Regions from separate parts of the Homo sapiens genome. Here all the other regions are linked to region 1. The links are chromatin loops, found by intact Hi-C in ENCODE. Cell type or tissue: PC-3. All regions are shown on one strand.

Region 1 (2,500 bases):
CCTTTCAGGAACATAGATTATATTTCCCAGCCCCCTTACAGTTAGGCTTTGCCATGTGACTAGTTATAACCAATATACTATGACCAAAATTGTCAGCAAAAGTAAAAAAAGAAGACATTTTGTATAGTGGAACTATAAGACTGAACAGCTGTCATCACCCTTGTTTTCTGAGTAATTATGCCTAACAAAGCTATATCTCAATCAAAAGCAACATGTAGCACAAGTGAGTGATCAACTTTCATTCTGTTAAGCCAGAAATTGGTATCAGGAATGCGTTACTACTCTGGATAAACCTAAATTATGTGGCATTGAATAAGGAATTAGATGTAAGGTTGAAAATTGCAATTTGAGAATGCAGGAAGAAAACTGTCATGAAAGGTAAATAGGAGCACAGATTATGAAGCTAACGATCTTGTTCTTTTAGGGAAAAAGAGTAGACAGTTGAATGGTAGTAGACTGTATTTAGCTCTGATACTGGAAAGATTTGAAAGGAATTATAAGAAATGAATGAGCTCAGGAATGAACTGGTCAAATTACAAGCAGAAATAGATGGGAATAGAGAGATATGTGATCCCACCTATGAAGGACAAGCTTGTATCAGATAAACCCATCTAACAAAATCAGCCACAGGTCATCAGAGAGCAGCAGGAAGACAATACTTGAGTGGATGTTATCTGATAGAAAAGAGAAATGGCTTGTGATGAGTCCAATATTCTGCATTGTTTTGCTCTACGTCGGTCAATTTTTCATCAGTGCAAACAAACTGAGAAACTGAATAAAAAGAAACAACCGGGAAGCATGTTACCTTAGCAGAATTTTTACAGTCTTACAGGATTTGGAAGAAAAAAAATGAAGTTCAAGGTACAAAGGAAACTAGGATTAAGGAGTCAAAATTCAGAAAGAATAGAGATGAAGTGGAGACTGATAGCAGCACTTTATCCTTAAGGAGTTTGCTGACTCATAAGTAGAATGGGGCCAAGAGAATGAGAAGTCAAGCAGAAAGCTGATGCTAAGAGGCAGACAGCGCAACGCAACTTTCTGCAGTCTCACAATACTGGTGTTGGTGGGGTTCCCCGAGACCACTCTTGGGCTCAATGAATCACTAGAAAGACTCACAGGACATAAAAGCTGTTGTATTCACGCTTACGGTTTATTACAGAAAAAGGATACACTTTGGGATCAGCAAAGGGAAAAAGGAGTATAGGAGAAATCTGGGAAAAACCAGGAGCATTTTTCAAGTGTTTCCTCTAGTAAAGTCAAACAAGGACTTGGTGCATTCTCCCAGCATCTGTGTGTGACAATATGTTCAAAGTGTTGCCAACCAGGAGAGCAGATCTGAGCTTTGAGTCCAGGGTTTTTATTGCGGATTAGTCACATATATGTGCAGGGCCTGCATGATCGACTATCTACTCAGACTCCAGCCTTCTCACAGCAAAAACAGGCATTCACCATGAATCACACAGGATAAAGTTATCTGGTAACACCGGTCCAGTGTGGCCCAAGGAATCAGGAATACAAAAACAATCTAATCAGGCAGAATATTCCAACAGCTCAAAGGTTGTATCCCAGGGGCTTGGGCAAGGCCCAGTTCTGAAAATCAGCTTTTATCTAGAAGGTACAGGGTTTGAAAAGCTTGGCCTGCTGTTAATCATTTTCTGCATAGTTGGGAAAACAAAGGTTGTGATCGAAATGCCCCCCAAGGATGCTGGACCCAGATAATCATCATAAGTTTTAGCTTATGATTTAGTAGGGGCCTCAGAATGGTTATATAATACGGAGAATGTTTCCCCAAAGGTATGAACATTCTAATCCCTGGAATTTTTGAATTTCTTGGGTTATATGGCAAAGAGATTTTAAGGAGACAGATGGAATTAAGATTGCTAATCCGCTGACCTTGTGATGAGAACATTATGCTGAATTATTTGTTTGAGCCCAAAGTAATCTTGTGATACCCTACCTTGTTTTAACCTGATTGACTCTCACTTAGCTGAGAGAGCCGGACAGACTCCATTTTGGTTTATTCACTTGCAGCCCCTTATCCCCCTCCCTTAAGGACATAACTGGTGCAAGCTGACTCCAAGCACATTCAGGAATCCAATTACTGGTAAGATACTGAGGCAAGCTATATCAGCAGCCCCTGGGAACGCACTTGGTTGATGGTACCCAAAGCCCCTGCATTTATCTCTGTGTGATAGTTTAAGCCCCTGCATCTGGAACTATTTATTTTTTCTGTAACTGTTTCTGTAATCACTTATCTTTTAACTTTTTGCTTGTTCTGCTTCGGTAAAATTGCTTCAGCTAGGCTCCCCCTCCACTTTTTAGACCAAGGTATAAAAAGAAATCTAGCCCCTTCTTCAGGGCCGAGAGAATTTTTTAGTTCTAGCTGTCTCTCGGTCGCCGGCAATAAAGGACTCCTGAAGTAGTCTCGGAGTGTGGTGTTTCTCTATAACTCTCTCGGTTATGACACTTTGGAGGCCCCAGCGAGATCCGCCACCGGGTG
Region 2 (2,500 bases), 120 kb before region 1:
GGATGCAGTTGGAGGTCATTATCCTAAGTAAATTAATGCAGGAACAGAAACCCAAATACCACATGTTCTCACTTATAAGTGAGAGCTAAACATTAGGTACTCAGCGTCATACAGATGGGAACAATAGAAACTGCGGACTAGTAGAGGGGAAAGGGAGGGATAGGAGCAAAGACTGAAAAAACTAACTGCTGGATACTACCCTCAGTAACTGGATGATGGGATCATACCTCAAATCTTTGCATCATGCTGTATACCCAGATAACAAATCTGCCTGTGTACCCACTGAATCTAAAGTAAAAGTTGAAAAAAAGGTTTATTTTGTAATTTGATATATTCAATGTGCTTTTTAAATGTACATCAAATCTTACCATTACCTAAAAGCAACAAATAAAACAAAAAAATACAATCTTACCAGGTATTTCTTGCCAAGAAAAAAAGCTTAGGATAGTAAAATAATAATGGTAATAGTTATAATAAAATAAAATTTATATTTCGTCTTCTTTTATAGTTTGCATTTAATCATCTATCTTTTTAATCAACTTTATTGAGATATACATTGTATATAATAAAATGCACATATTGTTTAGTTTAATAAGTTTTAGCAAATATATACACTCAGGCAACCATGACCAAACTCAAGTTAGAGAATAGTTCTGTAAATCCAGAAGTCCCTCTTCTGCCCCTTTGCAATAAATTTCTACCTCCTTCTCCCCCTAGGTATCCTCTGAGCACTTCACTATCATTATGTGTTTGCTTGTCTTTTTCAGAATATTACATCAAGATACCAGGCAATATCTGGATTTTTAATTCAACATAATATCTCAGAGATTAATTCATGTTGTTGAAGACATTAGTAGTGTATCTATTTCTATTCCTCAATGGCATTATATTGCATATATATATATATGTATACACACACACACACTAGTTTGTCTTTATTTACTCACCTGTTGGATATTTGATTGGATATTTGAATTTCCAGTTTTGGTCTAATGTGAATAAAGCTGCTCAGAGTACTCCTGTACAAGTCTTTTTGTGACATAAGTTTTGATTTTTCTCCATACATAACTAGAAGTGTAACCACTAGATCTTACAGTTAGTGCGTGTTTAACTTTATGAGATACCACCCAACTTGTTTTCAAAGTGTAGCAGTTTACATTCTTACCAGAAATGTCTGAACATTCCAGTGGCTTTATATTCTGGTTGATACTTGATACGGTCAGGCTTTTCAATTTTAGCCATTCAAGTCGGTACACAGTCATATTTCATTGTGATTTTATTTAAAATCTTCCTGATGACTAATAATGTTTCCATGTGATTTTTTGCCATAAAAATATGTGGTGCTTTTTTTCTTTCATTTGAGCCAGAGTCTCTCTCTGTTACCCAGGCTGGAGTGCAGTGGCACTATCATAGTACACTGTAACCTCTAATCCCTGGGCTCTAGTGATCCTCCCACCTCAGCCTCCCAAGTAGCTAGGACCACAGGCACCAGCCTCCACACCTGTTAATTATTTTTAACATTTTTTGTAGAGATGGGATCTCATTATGTTGCCTAGGCTGTTCCTAAACACCTGGCCTCAAGCGATCCTCCCTTCTTAGCCTCCCAGTCCTCTGGGATGTGAGCCACTGCATCCTGCCTTGTTCTTCTATAGTGTTCAAATCATTTGTCCATCTTTCCAATGGGGTGGTTTGTTATCTTAAATTTTATAGGTATTTTGCATTATTTAGTCAGACATATGTATTTTAAATATTTTATCTCAATGTGTGGCTTACCTTTTCAATTTGTATGGAATTCAACTTATTTCTCTCATTATTTGTGCTTTTTATGCCCTTAAAATTTTGTCTTACCCCAAAGTGGCAAACATTTTCTCTGTTTTATTGTCATAGCTTTTACATTTAAAGCTATGATCCATTTTAAGTTAATATTTGTGCATGGTGTGAGGTACAGGTAAAGATCTATTTTTCTAAATGGAAATATAATTGTTTTAATACTATCTGTTGAAAAGACAGTTGTTTCTCTATTGTTTACCTTCAAGCCTTTGTCAAAGTTAATTGACCACATATTTCCAGACTCTCCTTTCTGTTCTATTGATAATATGTCTATATTTATGCCATTAGTACACTGTCTTTCTTACTCAAGAATAAGTCATAAAATCAGTAGCATAAGTGCTACAACTTTATTACTTTTTCAAAATTTCATTTTCTATTCTAGGCCCTTTATACTTCCTTATACATGTTAGAATTTGCTTGAACCTGTGTGGATCAGTCAAAGATTTGAGGAAAGTTTATATACAGATGTAGGAGCTTACTTGCTGTGTAATTCCTTTGTTACTGGAATCTCCACTAAATTTCTAACTGCTCTGGTAGTCCTGAACTCTGTCTTCTGCCATGTCAGGCCACTAAGTCTTCAGCTTTCTGTCACCCGAGGTATATATGGTTGAGCCTTGCACTGTCACTCAGGCAGTGCACTTGCGAGTTCTGTCTTTCAAGGGTAGATTCC
Region 3 (2,500 bases), 150 kb before region 1:
GATATACCATAGCTTGTTTATTCATTCAGATATTGAAGAACATATGGGCTCTTCCCAGCACGTAGCAATTATGAATAGAGCTGATACCAACATTTGTGTAGAGATTTTTGTGCAAGTGTAACTTTTTATTTCTCTAAGGTGAATATTAAGGAATGGGCTTACTGGTTTACAGCAGATTTTGAGATTCCTAACATCCATGTGTTTTCTTCTCATCTTCGCTTTATGTAGAATCTCTTTCTTTATGACTCACAACATGCTTGAGTTAATAGACATTTTTCTTTCATGCCAAGCCCCAGTGTACCCGTTAGCCTGTCTTTATTTTATTTATCTGATAGGAAATTTGGTCAAACTACTTATAAAGGAACCACAATTTGTCAATAGGTCTCTAAGAACCCAAAATGGACAATTGATATTTGGTTAATCTAGCTCCAGTTTACACATCTAACAAGTAATCAAGCTAATGTTCAAACCTAGTCTACCTTCAGAGCACTCACACTTAAGTACAGAACATTGACTTTCTGTTAATAGTGATCATTATCATAGCGAAGCAGATGAACTCAGAAAGATGTATACATTTTAGTAGTTTAAATTTCCTTAGAAAACTATAGATTATACAATTTTGTATATTGATTATATAATTTTGCAGGAAATTTCTACAGTCAATGTGTTCATCTTTTTTCATATGGACTTCAAAGTGAACTCTACCTCAATTTTTCCTTCAGAAGTAATTTACAAGACTATTACTCTTAAATGCTTCAGTAATATCGTGATAATATGATTGATTCAAAAAGGAAAATTAAGATTTTCTTAACTATAAAGGCCATGCTTATTGGTGCACACTGCAAAAATAGCTCTTTTCCCATCTCTATCCTTAAAGACAGTGAAGCTCAAGATCATTGATTAAAAACTCCTTTTGATTAGCAAGTAGTCCCTGGCAAGCATAACTGAGACCTCTTTATCACTGACACTGATTCCACAGTGGCATAACACCCCTAAATATTTAATATCATTACTAAACTTCAGCAGCCTTTTTTTCAAAACATTGTAATAGTGACTTGTGAAAATAAAAAAATAAATATTTCGATGAGGTATGTTTGTTGTGACGAGTCTTGAAAGGAAAAGAAGTAAATGTATATTTTATGTTGCCAAATAAATACTAGGAATATACAAAGAAAAGAACTGCAACTCTCATAGGCTCTTGGAAATTCATTTGTCAGTGTTTGCTTTTCGAAAAGCCTATTTAGAAAATGTTTCATTTATAAGACAGCCATTGATGTTGCAAAAGCATTAGCTGAAAATCTATCCATCCACATAGATCGCTTTCCAAGTGCATTTAAAATAAAATTTGACTTTTACTTGGCTTTTCAGAGCAAGGTTTTATAGTGGAGTAAATCTCTAGTTAGCAGTTTCTACCATTTATTGGGAAAATGATTCATACTTAAAAATATACTCAAAGCAAGGCTCCTTACTGGTCAAGAACAAATAGACCACGGCAGGGCTATCACAGGGCTGCATCAGTGTTTTCTGTCTGACTCATTTTACAAAATCACAAGGTGTAATGGTGAGAAGTAAAATATGGCCTAGTTTTCAGAGGCTTACACAGGAGGGGTGAGCCCATGGATCGAGAGGGGCGCACCTCTCTTCCCTTTCTACTGGCTGTATCTGTGCCTGCCCAGATAAGAAGCCTCCCCAATGGGCCAGCTTTAAGGTTTCTAATCTGTTCAGGAAAGAGTATTAATAAAAATAAAGATTTGCATCAGCTTAATATGTATAAAACAGTTGGGTTAGGCTGAGAGCAAAATTCACTAATTTCATAGATAAAAACTTATAAGTTCAAAAGGATTTAGTACTCTCAAATTAGAATCTACAGAAAATAGCTCACTTTAATATTAGTAATTTTCAACCTTTTTGTCTAGTAGCTGATGAGATAAACTTGCTCCAGTATTATAGATAATCTTGTCCCTTAAAAATGTCCTGGAAAAGGTATGTGGATTGATTACTGAATTACATATGAGGTGAAGATGATTAGAGTTAACTTTGAAAATTATTTAACTACTACTGCATTCTTAGACAGAAATTCTAGCAAAGGTTTCTATACCCACAGTGGTGAATTTGGGATGATTATAACACACTTGAAAATTTATGATTGAGAGGTATTATTTCTTTTTCTAATTTTTAGTATCATTACAGATATTTAATTCCCTCTAGAGACTACCACTAGATTATCATTTAAATTACCCACTGAATTGCATATAGGAAAGCAATAACTAATGTTATTTTTAACACTTAGCATAATTGTTTATATCATTTCAATTCACTTGAATAAGGAAACATTAAAAGTATAATAAACATAGCTTTAGATAGAAGCAATTTCTATATTAAAGTTATGTAACAGAAACATCTGACTTTTACTTGGCCTTAATATATTGTACATTTTCAATAAAAATGATTATTTCCAACTTACAGTTATGAATCACTACCTTTAAGCAATTATCATATC

Evidence for each region. A loop is a pair of places that touch in the nucleus more often than their neighbours do. Peaks named below come from ENCODE experiments on the same cell type or tissue, not always from the same donor. Only the 100,000 strongest peaks of a DNase experiment are listed, where the experiment ranks them.
Region 2: a loop joins it to region 1, with 4 times the contacts of the local background. A loop is called at or near these places in 2 of 110 quality-filtered maps.
Region 3: it touches region 1 in a loop (4-fold over the local background); 2 of 110 quality-filtered maps call a loop at or near these places.

The regions. Positions count from the first base shown.
Region 1 is chr10:52,955,555-52,958,054 of GRCh38, reverse strand. It overlaps LOC105378308 (a long non-coding RNA gene), which reads left to right. Exons shown (of 4, transcript XR_945968.3): 2 at 2,032-2,104; 3 at 2,323-2,500. Among named protein-coding and RNA genes, the nearest start is that of LINC02672, 73 kb to the left of the region's middle. In PC-3, no CTCF peak of the experiment used is centred here; DNase peaks (open chromatin) are centred at 984 and 1,394; H3K4me3 peaks cover 292 bases; H3K27ac peaks cover 1,642 bases.
Region 2 is chr10:53,078,201-53,080,700 of GRCh38, reverse strand. No RefSeq gene overlaps it. Among named protein-coding and RNA genes, the nearest start is that of LINC02672, 49 kb to the right of the region's middle. In PC-3, no CTCF peak of the experiment used is centred here; a DNase peak (open chromatin) is centred at 1,200; H3K27ac peaks cover 359 bases.
Region 3 is chr10:53,101,635-53,104,134 of GRCh38, reverse strand. No RefSeq gene overlaps it. Among named protein-coding and RNA genes, the nearest start is that of LINC02672, 73 kb to the right of the region's middle. In PC-3, no CTCF peak of the experiment used is centred here; a DNase peak (open chromatin) is centred at 1,494.